3 separate regions of the Homo sapiens genome follow, and regions 1 and 3 are each linked to region 2. Evidence: read pairs that join two places in POLR2A ChIA-PET (ENCODE). Cell type or tissue: GM12878. All regions are shown on one strand. Region 1 overlaps AUTS2 (activator of transcription and developmental regulator AUTS2). Region 2 overlaps AUTS2 (activator of transcription and developmental regulator AUTS2). Region 3 overlaps AUTS2 (activator of transcription and developmental regulator AUTS2).

The links. ChIA-PET counts read pairs that join two places held together with the same protein. Peaks named below come from ENCODE experiments on the same cell type or tissue, not always from the same donor. Only the 100,000 strongest peaks of a DNase experiment are listed, where the experiment ranks them.
Region 1: POLR2A ChIA-PET joins it to region 2 with 7 read pairs; 1 of 35 experiments calls an interaction of 5 or more read pairs at or near these places.
Region 3: POLR2A ChIA-PET joins it to region 2 with 5 read pairs; 2 of 35 experiments call an interaction of 5 or more read pairs at or near these places.

The regions. Positions count from the first base shown.
Region 1 is chr7:69,838,570-69,842,569 of GRCh38, reverse strand. All of the region lies in intron 1 of AUTS2 (activator of transcription and developmental regulator AUTS2), which reads right to left. Among named protein-coding and RNA genes, the nearest start is that of AUTS2, 240 kb to the right of the region's middle. RefSeq lists an enhancer at 1,928-2,047. In GM12878, no CTCF peak of the experiment used is centred here; a DNase peak (open chromatin) is centred at 2,083; H3K4me3 peaks cover 1,294 bases; H3K27ac peaks cover 1,535 bases.
Region 2 is chr7:69,737,324-69,741,323 of GRCh38, reverse strand. The region is part of intron 1 of AUTS2 (activator of transcription and developmental regulator AUTS2); the gene reads right to left. Among named protein-coding and RNA genes, the nearest start is that of AUTS2, 140 kb to the right of the region's middle. In GM12878, no CTCF peak of the experiment used is centred here; DNase peaks (open chromatin) are centred at 1,203, 1,933 and 2,793; H3K4me3 peaks cover 1,118 bases; H3K27ac peaks cover 1,806 bases.
Region 3 is chr7:70,542,858-70,546,857 of GRCh38, reverse strand. All of the region lies in intron 5 of AUTS2 (activator of transcription and developmental regulator AUTS2), which reads right to left. Among named protein-coding and RNA genes, the nearest start is that of GALNT17, 590 kb to the left of the region's middle. In GM12878, no CTCF peak of the experiment used is centred here; no DNase peak of the experiment used is centred here.

The sequences.
Region 1 (4,000 bases), 100 kb before region 2:
CACAAAGAGGGGCAAAGAATATCCCACTACTTCCCTGTCACACACTTCTGTGATCAAAATTTAGTCACTTACTTCATAACATCAGAATAAGCTACAGGAGACTTCAGATGTTTCTCAAAAACAAATCATCTTAAGGCTCTGAGAGAATTCTTAAAGAATATGTTATGAACAGTAAAAGCGTCAACACACAATGTCCTAAGGTATGTGCTTTAAAGAGACTCACAATAATTAGGACAAGTTTATCTGGTCACATGTTCCTTATAAAATCTAATTTTCTTATATTAGCATTTCATCCACTTCTTTGCAAGTCTTTTTTTAAAAAAATCCATTTTATCTACCAAACCATAATATTAAGATGCCAACATATTTCTAGATAAGATATTCTTAAACACCATTCAGATTTCTTGATAAAAAATTCTAGATAAGGCATTCTCAAACAGAAATGCATGCATGAGCTAGAAATCTCAGAAATTACATATAAACTTTTCCTGAATTCACAGCTTTCTCTATGCTGAATATAAATATAAATATAAAACAAACACCCATATGCCTACTATTTAGATTCAAAATTGTTAAAACTTTGCCAAAATCACCTTATCTATGCACTCGTCTCTCTCATGGAACCATGTGAAAGTGAATTGCAGATATGATACTTTCATGAAATACTTAATAAGCAACTCCTAAGAATAAAGATATTTTCCTAACACAACCAAAATACTATCACACCTAAGACATTAAGTTCCTAATGTTATCTGATAGCCAGTCCATATTCAAATTTCTACAACTGCCTCAAACATCTTTTACAGCAGTTATAATTTTTAAGCCAGATCCCATCAAGATTTGTACACTGAATTTGACTGTTATGTTCCCTTAGTCTCTTGTAATCCGGAGTAATACCCACCAGCAATTTGTTTCACGACACTGGCTTTTTGAAAAGATCAGACATACCAGTTTTCTTGAGAATGACCCACATTTTTGGTCTGTTTCTTCCTGGTGTGGATTAATTTGTTTTTCAAACCCTTCTATTTTCTGTAAACCTTGTGTTATAGTTTGGATATCTGTCCCTGCCCAAACCTGATGTTGAATTGTAATCCCCAATGCTGGTGGTGGGAGGTGTTTGGATCATGAGAGTGGATCCTTCATGGCTTGGTGCTGTCTTTGTGATAGTGAGTTCTTGAAAGATCTGGTCATTTAAAAGTATGTGGCACCTCCCCCACACTCTCTCTTGCTTGCTCCTGCTTTCGTCATGTGATGTGCCAACCCCTCTCCTCCTTCTAGAAGCTGAGCAGATGCCAGCACCATGCTTCCTGCAAAGCCTGCAAAACCATGAGCCAATTAAACTTCTTTTCCTTATAAATTACTCAGTGTCAGTCATTTCTCTATAGCCATGCAAGAACAGCCTAATACACCTGGTTAGATTCAGGTTAAACATTTTTGGCATAAATTGTTGGTGATGCTGTGTAGTTCGTCACATCAGGAAGCTCCTACTGTCAGGCTATCCTACCACTGTGATGCTAAGTTGAACCACTTTGTTAAGGTGGTGACCGCCATTGTTAAGGGTATACTTTCCCCTTTGCTGGTAATTTGTGGGTTATTCTCTAATAAGATTATTCTGTTCCCCAACATGCTTTCAACTAGTTTTGCATTGACGGCACTTGCCTGTTCAAATTTTCACTGCAGGATGCAAATGCTGATATTCTGTATCCTTCTATATTTTATTTGGTAGCATCCATTTGTAAAGCAGAGGTTTCTCTTACCAATCATGAAAGAACTACAGTTTCTCAGTAAAGACAGGGTGTTTGTTTCATGTAATTTACAATTTATAGAATGAGAAGTTGACATCATAGTCACCTCCAATGATGCCCAGAGTGTCTGTCTGTCTCTTTCTCTCCTCCCACCCCATCTCTCATCACTATGAGTTCAAGAATTTTTATTTGTTCAGTGTTTTACACTCAGTTGCAGTAATTCTCTTGAATGCACAAATTGTCTGAAATCTGACCAGTGGAAGCCTCTTCGACCTGTGAAGCCCAGTGTTCTTATCCCACCCACACATATATTACACTGAAGAGAGCTCAACAAAACCACAGTTATTTGCCTAATCTCCACATCCTTTGGACTTCACAGTGCTTCTCCTAGTGGAACACTTAACAAGTATGTGTTTTTATAAAGCACTTCCTCTACAGATATCAGACATTTTAAATTAGCGCTAAACAAATGAAACAGCTATTAATAAGCTCAAGCCTTGACGAGAATCTTAATTTTGTTTCAGAGCTTAATCTGAACAAAAGCAACAGACACTAACAAAACATGTAATTTAACTCTGAGAAACGCTTTTTGGAATACAAAGAGATTTCTTTATGTTTCCTCAACAGTTCTCCTTTAATACAGACCTACTCACTGACACACAATTGAAGTATAATATGGGAATCAACTAAAACCTAAAACAATTGGGAATATTTAAGATAGAGGGGGAAAAAGTTAGTGAAGTAAAGGTTTTCAAAGACGCTGCCCACCCCCATCAGAGTTCCTGACTCACTGGGTCTAGAGTGAAACCAGCAAATTTGCCTTTCTAATAAGTTCCCAGCTGACACTGAAGCTGTTGGTCCAGGGACCACACTCTGAAAACCACTGGTCTACAATGATTCCTGTTTCTTATCTGCCTCTTTATCTTTCCCCATCCCCCCTCTCCTCCACCTCCACCAAGCTCCTGGACCTCTTATACTTCACTCTCCTGCCATATTTCCTTTACCTACAAAACACGACAACAACAACAACAACAACTGCAGGTGGCTAGCAGACCATTCGTGAGGCAGTGAGGAATAGAACTTGGGATGTTGATGTGATTCTTCTGCCTTAAGACCTGCTTTCCTGAATACCCCCACTCCTACTACTCTACTATCCTTACAAAGAACAAAGTGTTTAATTGGGGATGGGGGGAGATCTTGGGTTTTCTTGTAACTCTCTAAAAGAATATAAGCTTCAGATTAATGTCTTGTTTATAAATCTACAACCCCAACTAGACCAGCTTCCATCCCTTTATTCCATTACTTGGAGAGATAAAATAAGGTCCTATTATAGAAGAAACTTGGGGATTAAGTCATATTCAGCCTACTTGATCTATACATATATGCCTATAATCTGGAATAATAAAAAGTGATTCAAAAAACTCCACTGACATTTACTGAGCTACTGCTTTGCTCCAGAAATGGGACTGAACTCTGCAGACACAGAGAGAAGACTAGATCACAGACTAGTGAGTGAGAAAAGAGCCAAAATCAGGTACTTACAAGGTAAGTACTGCCCAGAATGATGACCCTGGAGCACTGTAAAATGTCCAAGCAAAAAGAAAGCCAGTGAAAAGTTAGCAATTCACTGTCCTCTGGGCATGCAGATGTTAATGTTAACTCCAGCCCAGAGACTGTCAGCAGGCAAAGGGGTTCATACACTCAGGAAGGCCTTTTTCTAACACATACCCGATTCTGATTACGAACAGAAATCCTGCAAATCTACAATAATGCAGCTACAAAAGCTTCATAGTTTGCCCCCAATGGGTACGGAGGCAGAGAGAATGACCAGATCTGACCAAAAATATCTGTTGCCGGTTAGGATTTTAATTGTGACCCAAAAGAGAGCAATCTGGAGCTCATATCCCTAACTAGAGCCAGGGTTTAAAATCATATCCCTACTGTGAGTCTTGTTGTAGGGACTAAAAATTAAAATAAATAAAATAAAACTATGCTCCATGTGGCTTTCTCAGAAGCCACAGCAAGGGCTGAATAAAGGGAATGCATGGTCAATGCCTGGCCTATCCCACTTAAACCACAGCAGCTAAGTTTCCACTTTTTTTATTTGGTTGTGCTATCTAGTAATATCTCCATTTAAAGAAGAGTTCCACTGCTAAAAGAATCTTTAAATAACAAATATAGTTCAGCCAACAAAAGACTGGGATTTGGGTCCTGGACTATTCCTGCCCAGCTTTGTAACTCTGGACAAGCTACAG
Region 2 (4,000 bases):
TGGGGTGGAGTTGAATAAGAAGGAATGAGCTGGAAAATGGTGGTGCCCAGATTCGAATCCAGGATGCCAAGTTCCCAAGCCTATTTGCAAAAGAATACCACCACATTGCATACAATCAGCTCTCAGAAATCACATGTGTGTCCTTAGGAAACAAACATACTATTTCCGCTTGTCATCTTTTCTCAAAGCACATGAAGACTTAAGATTTAAATCCTCAGTGGATCAAGAGTTGATGAGAAATTACCACCACAGGCCACACTCCATACACAGCACTTGTTTTTGGCCTCTCCAAAGGAAATCTTTCCAAGTAGGTTGGAAAGTCAACAAGATGGTAACTAGAAGCAGAACTTTTTTTATTGCTAGAACTATCCAAGCCCATCGCCACTTTAAATTTTGCCTAAAAATTAACAATCCCTGGGCAAAAGCTCTTTCTCATAGCCGAAGGAGCAGTGATAACCTCACACCTAAACTCTGCATTGCTCTCCTATTGAAAGACATTTCTGGCCGGGCGCAGTGGCTCATGCCTATAATCCCAGCACCTTGGGAGGCCGAGGCGGGCAGATTACCTAAGGTCAGGGGTTTGAGACCAGCCTAACATGGTGAAAGTCCGTCTCTATTAAAAATACAAAAAAATTAGCCAGGCATGGTGGCAGGCGCCTGTAATCCCAGCTCCTTGGGAGGCTGAGGCAGGAGAATTCCTTGAACCCGGGAGGTGGAGGTTGCAGTGAGCCAAGATCACACCATTGCACTCCAGCCTGGGCAACAAGAGCAAACCTCCATCTCAAAAAAGAAAAAAAAAAGACATTTCTGATTTAAGTATGTTTTTGTCAAGAATCTTTAATTATGTTTCACAATTGTGTCTTCCTTTCTTTCACTTGCCTAAGATTTCAACTTCAGTGCCTCAGAAGTAGATTAAATAAAGATAAGCTCTTGTCAATCAGAGCTGGCTTCTCCTCCCCCCACCTACCTTCTCTGGTTACTAGTTCCAAATGCTGCCAATCAAGAAAAATTCTTGCACATCAGCTGTCATTCTTTCCTGTCTAAATGACGCTGGTCACACTTCATTAGGAACACTGTCCTGATCAAAAGCTACAGCCAATCATGTCCACAGAACATCGAAGAAGCAGCTGGTCATGTCTAGCTGGTGTCTGGCACAATTCCCACTCACAGAGGATGCAAGCAGGGCCAGACACACTTCCCCAGGGCCAAAGAGGCAGCTAGTCATGTCTCTGGCACATTACAGGCTGCTGTAAACTACATGTCCTCTGCTGATTGTGTTCCTACGTCATTGGCCCACTAAAGATAGTCTCAAACTTGAGTAAGTCCTCGTAGCCACAAAGACCACTGGGAGTTTAGCAGTCCTCTCCTTCATTAGCTGGTTGTGACACTGAGGGATTTAAGTCAAGCTGCTGGTTTCTAATTCTCCAGACAGCAGGTTCAATCCTTCCCCAACATACAGAAGTTTACAACAGCCACCATTCTATACACCGACGACAACATCCATACTCTCTTAGCACAGACTGCATATACTATGTCAAGGAAACAGTAAAGAATTAGCACAAATCTGATAGTTAAAGCCTCAAAGAGCCAATTCTTTCAACTCAAATACTTATTTTCAACTGTATTGACATAGTACTGTTGTGACATTTACTTAAAAAGATGAGGTGGGTGGGAGATTTTTAAAACTACAGCCCTTTAAACACCTAAAGAAACAGTAGGATAGAAGCAAGAGCAGAATTTGGTTGAGGTATTTTTGGTTGTTGTTTTCTTTTGAGCTTGCAAGCTCTTTATTCTCCAGTTGAGCTATCCTGTTTGTCCCCAGGGTATAGTGCAGAAAGCTTTATACCCAAGATTCAACATGCCAGTCATGCCCTTAAATCCCAGATGTGTGTACCCACATCAGGAGCCTGGCTGTGTCAATATGCAGGTGCGGAATGACTCAGAGGTGGGCCATTCATACCAGAAGAGGCATTTGCCTGGGTTCAGAGTGAATCAGAAGTTCAGTTATTAGTAATAGAAGTGGTTATTTAAATGTATGATTTCATCCTAATTAAAACTAATGGGGGAGAGAATTTGCATTTAGCTGCCTAGTAAATAGCTCTGTTATTTCACTTTTAATATCTGAAGGGTATTAGCAAGATAAGGTTTTCAGGGCAGGAGGGGAGGGAAGTGAAGGTGGTGGGTTGTTATTCCCACCCCCTGAAGATTGGTTTTATATCCTATTCCTTTTCTTTAGTGCTTTTTAACAACCTCCACCCATCTAACCAACCCCCTAGGCCAGAACCTAATAAAACATTCCATCTTAGAAAGCTAACAGTCCAGTACACCTAAGAAAACCACCCAGGGACACCACCGAACATCTTGCATTCACACTAATAACTGCAGGATATCTGATTAGGAGAATGCAAAATAAGAAGCCATTAATAGCAGCCCTCATCTCCTTCCTCCACACTGATTACCAAAAGAACAGCAGCAGCTGAATCAGAGCTAAATCCTATTCACAAGGGACCTAGGGCAACAAAGAGGAAAAAAAACCGTTAGAGTAGTGCTTCTCAAGGGAAGCTGCTTTAAGTCATTTTGATTCTGGCATCAATCACGCCTGCCACAAACCAATAAGCATGTATAACGCAAGCAAAGACTAGATTCCATTCCTTCCCTCCCTCCTGGGGTTCAGCACAGTGCACCTAGCATACTTAATTGCCCTGCCAACCAAACTGCTACTTGCAAGGCCTCCAGAGGAACTCAGCTAGTCCAAGGCTGAGTTTAACTCACAGGCTTAAATGTTTACCCTGAGAGCACAAAAATATCAGCTGGGGAGAGGGAACAGATGGCCTCAGGGCAGCCCACTCTCACTCTCACAGAAGCTGACTAACCACAAGACTCTTTCGAAGAGTTTTACCCTCTCTGTGCCTTAGTTTTTTTACCTGATAGCATATCTGCTCCCCAGGGTCATTGTGGGAAGTAAACAAATTAATTCACATAAAATACCACGAACAGTGCTTAATAAAAATTAAGTGTCTCCACCCTTGTCCCCCTCCCATGTACCTATAGAAGAGAGAGAAGGGGATGAAAAAGGAGAGAAGGAAAAAAAAAATGGATCCAAGGATATGGCTTAGATTTACAGATAAAGAACCTGATGGCCCACCTCCCCAAATGACCCCCTTGCATTGAACTTTACTCCACCCCAAATCTGTAGTTCTCTCCCTTCCAAAGGCACAGTTTCTGACTCCTGGCTTAGCAGTCAGTGAAGATGATCAGAATTCCCCTTCTCTGCAAAGAACCTCAGCAAAAAAAAAAATAATAATTAGCGTTTCCATAAACACAGTATTTTGAGATTGGTGAGGGATCTGTGGATCCCCAAACTCTGTGCAAGTCAAAATGAATTTGCTGGTAGACAGCCAATGTTTCCGATTTGATTTGGCAGAATATACCCAGTTAGGATGTTCTCTCAATGCAATTAGCAATGCACTGTCAATGAGCAGTTTAGCTATTGACAATACCTGTTGCAATTTAATTTTAAATGTCAATGACTTGTTTGGGTTCACTGTAACAAGGCTTTTATGCATGACAAATAAGCATCCTAGAACAACAGGATGGATGAGCAAAACAAGAGGGTGAAGAAAATCAATAGACACTGTATAAGGGGCTGTCTTTCAAACATCCCCCTGTGGCTATGACTGCCATGAACAAGGCAGGCTGCTCCTCCCAGGAGCAGACTGGGGACTTAGGGAGTGTGTTACTGTCATCTACTTTTGCAACTGATGCCCACTGTTCCTAATGGGATATGGGAATGAGGAGCAGACCAGGTTCTGGAGATAACCCGGACTAGGCAAAAATGCTAGCCCAAGCAGGGACTTGCTTCTGAGGACACCACAGTGACTCTGCCCGACTTTTACTAGCTAGGTGGCCTTGAGCAAGTTATCTAACCTCTCTTTGCCTCAATTTCTTCCTCATCTATACAATTAGGATAATTGTAAAGAATATATAAACAAACATATTA
Region 3 (4,000 bases), 810 kb before region 2:
AGACGTCTTTGGATTTCAAACTATCTACAGTGGCTCTCTCTGGCTGTACCTGAATGATTTTTTTTTTTTCTTTTTTTTTGAGACAGAGTCTCGCTCTGTCGCCCAGGCTGGAGTGCAGTGGCATGATCTCAGCTCACTGAAAGCTCCACCTCCCGGGTTCATGCCATTCTCCTGCCTCAGCCTCCCCAGCAGCTGGGACTACAGGTGCCCGCCACCATGCCCGGCTAATTTTTTTGTATTTTTAGTAGAGACGGGGTTTCACTGTGTTAGCCAGGATGGTCTCAATCTCCTGACCTCGTGATCCGCCCATCTTGGCCTCCCAAAGTGCTGGGATTACAGGCATGAGCTACCACGCCTGGCCCTGAATGATTTTTATAATGAACACATATTATATTAAATTTTTTGATTTGTTTTGAGACAGAGTCTCACTCTGTTGCCTAGGCTGGAGTGCAGTGGTGCAATCTCGGCTCACTGCAACCTCCACCTCCCGGGTTCAAGCGATTCTCCTGCCTCAACTTCCCAAGTAGCTGGGATTACAGGCGTGAGCCACTGTGTCTGGCTAATTTTTGTACTTTTAGTAGAGATGGGGTTTTACCATGTTGGCCAGCTTGGTCTGGAAATCCTGACCTCAAGTAATCCACATTCCTCAGCCTCCCAAAGTGCTGGGATTACAGGCATGAGCCACCACACCCAGCTAAAATTTTAAGTTAACTCTGTAGCAGTGTTTTCACTGATCTATATGTAAATTTTAATTTTGTTAATTTTCCAAGCAGATAATGCCCATTCACCACATATATTGTGGCAATGGGAAAACCACTGCCCAAGACACTTGAGATCCCTTACTATCTGTTTTTAGCTTATTGTTATGGGAAATTTCAAACCAATATGAAAGTAAACAAAGTAGTTAAATTAACTCCTGTGCAACCATTTCCAGACTTACACAATGATCAGTCCATGGCCAGTCTTGTTTCATCTCCATGTCTACCCACTCCCCCCACTCCTTCTATGAAGGCTCGGAAGAACTGATGCTTGATGTTCCCATCTTTGCATCCCTATGTCAAGATGCAAAAATGGGAACATAAACGGCTCTGAGACCCTGAGATGTATCAGTAGGGGGAGGGACAGAGGTGACTCCTCTGAATGATCGTCTAGCCAAAAGAGAGTAGCTCCTTCCAGAAGAAAAGGCTTGGCTGAGACAGAAAGGGAGAAAGATCGTGGGAGGTCAAAAAAGACTTTGTCATTCACAGTGGGGCTATGCCTGGTCAAACATGAACGGACCATTTTCTAGGAATAATCTGCTCATCCACAGAAGGGTGAATGAGGTTAACATTCTCAGTGCACTGGAGCACCATCTAAAGCAGGTGGGTGAAGTCATTTACCAAGTGGTCTCTTTGTGCCCTTGAGGAAGTATTCACTTTATATGGGTGAGTGGCTTATGCCTCAGGCCGTTATTTCCTCTTAAACACTCAGTGAACTGGAACAGCAGGGACTTTCTCTCCGAAGAGATGGAACCCTAAAGGGTCCTCTGTCCTTACAGCATGCCCGCAGCCCAGCTGCTTTGCGTCCAAAAGCCATGCCAGAACTTAGGGAACTGCTCTCGGCTTTCCCTTTGACCTGTGCTCTGGTCTGGATGCAGACCATCCCTGGCTGGGTGGCTCTCTTTTAGCATTACAGTGGGACTTTCCCTTTCTTCCAAGCTCTTCCTACCGATGATTTGGACAGTTCTTCTAGACTTGAAATTCAAGGCCTGAATTTCAATTTTGAAATACTGTTTCCCGAATCACTGTCTTGGATGAAAGAGCTAGGATGAAGGAAGGGAAATTTCAGGCCTGTCCAAAGCGAGGCTTCTCAGGATGCTGGATGAGGTCCCCTGGGTCCCTGCTTTTGGAGAGGAGAGTCTGGTCACCAAGTACATAGGTCCCAGGCTCCTTGGATCACGCTCAGTCCCTTCAGTACACAGCATACCTGGAAACAATCTTCAGAACTGAGACCCAGGTAAATAAGCCGTCTTCATGGGAAGGAGAAAACTGTTAACAGCTGCTGTACAGAGCCCCCAGCACACCCCGCAGCCATTCAGATCTCAAGGGAAACCTGCTAAGACTCTAACCTAGATCACTTTATCACACTGAAGCCCCATCTCTGAAATGAAAGTCAGCATGGTCTCCTGGTGGTCAAAGTGGAAACCTTTTATTATCTTGAAAATAAAAAACAACGAAAGACAAATCCTAACTGCAGGCCTGTGTGATTTTGAGAAAGACACTTAGCTTTTCTGGTTCCAACCCTTCCAGTTCTGTCACTGCTCAAGCGGAGGCCTCAATTAAGGTTGGTGGGGCAAAGTGAGATTTGAGGGGATTTATTCCTGATGCCTGTGATGGTCACCAGGAAGAGCTCTGTACTGTCCTGTGTATCATTTCTCGGCCTAACTAGTTGGAATGAATAAACCAAGATCTCCACCTCACTGTCAGCAACAAACAGATTTGTCAGTTTTCACTCTTGTATTTTGGCAGCAAACCTCCTTTAGGTAGTTATTAACTTTTAAATGTAAAAATCAGGCACCAAATCCTAAAGCAGAAAAGACATACATAATTTGGGTTACTTAAAATGCCTCCAAGTGAACAGGTGACAGATGTCAAGCCTCCTGGCACCCGGAAGAAAGGCACTGCAACAGACTATGAGGATTCCTGTGTTAATCAGGTAATAGTAACTTGGGTAATTAGCAAATCACACCAAATCTTGTTTAAGTCCCAAATCTCATTTAGAGCCTTTTGGAGAAACCGTTTAAATACAAAGGACACATTCTCCTTCTGACAGAAGATGCCTGCTTACTGGGGCAGACATCCCAGCTTCCCTGCCTCTATTAAATCCATTTTAATTATGAAGTCTCAAGGTCTAATTCACCAAAGCCTGAAAGAGAGGGTACACATCCCTTTGCTCTTGCTAAGGAATCAAGAAGCCCTAGACTCTGGAATTCAGGTAGACTTCAAAGACTCAACAAGTCCCAGGCAAAGAAAATGGCGATAGTCTTTGCCACTGGCCTACTACAGCACTCCCATACCTGTTAGAAAACTCCTGCCTTTTTACCTTTGCCTATTTTTAATTCACATGTAAGGGATTTAGACAATAAACACCCCTCAACAGGAGGAGGCCCATGGCTCCTGAGCTTGTGAACAATCCAAAGGCATTTTGAAGGCAAGCATGACGGGACAGGCAACAAACTGCAGTCAGGTAGTGGTGGGCCAGCTTAGGCTGGAGCAACAACTTAGGTGTGTGTGTCTGAGTCCCTCTCTCTGCTAGCTTGGCATTTTTAACCTTTTTTTTTTTTTTTTCCCAAGATGGAGTCTCACTCTGTCGCCTAGGCTCAAGTGCAGTGGTGCGATCTCAGCTCAGCACAACCTCTGCCTCCCGGGTTCAAGCGATTCTCGTGCCTCAGCCTCCCGAGTAGCTGGGATTACAGGTGCCCGCCACCACCCCTCCCGAGTAGCTGGGATTATAGGTGCCTGGCTAATTTTTGTATTTTTAGTAGAGACGAGGTTTCACCATCTTGGTCAGGCTGGTCTCAAACTCCTGACCTCAAATGATCCACCCACCTCAGCCTCCCAAAGTGCTGGGGTTACAAGCATTAGCCACCACACCCTTCCTTAAACCATTTTTATAGAGCTCTTTATAATACTCCTCCCTTATTTGGATCTCAAAGTCCATCTAAAACTTTACTGAATTCCAATCCTGTCATCCTGCTCAGAATAGCTCATACTTATATTATATTTCCACAAGACAGTTGGTTTAAGCCTAGGGACTTTTGGGTGTCACTTGTCCATGTTCCTTTTTAGCTAGAGAGTGTCAGAAAAATGATCTAAAGGTCTGTAGCACTGCCACAGTGTCTAGTTGTCTCAGCCCCTTAGTGCTTGGAACTGAATCTATTTTTTTCACTTACTATTTATATCCTCTTACCCAATCACCCAGGCAACATTCTGGAGAAGGGGGAGGTCAGGGAGTTGATGCC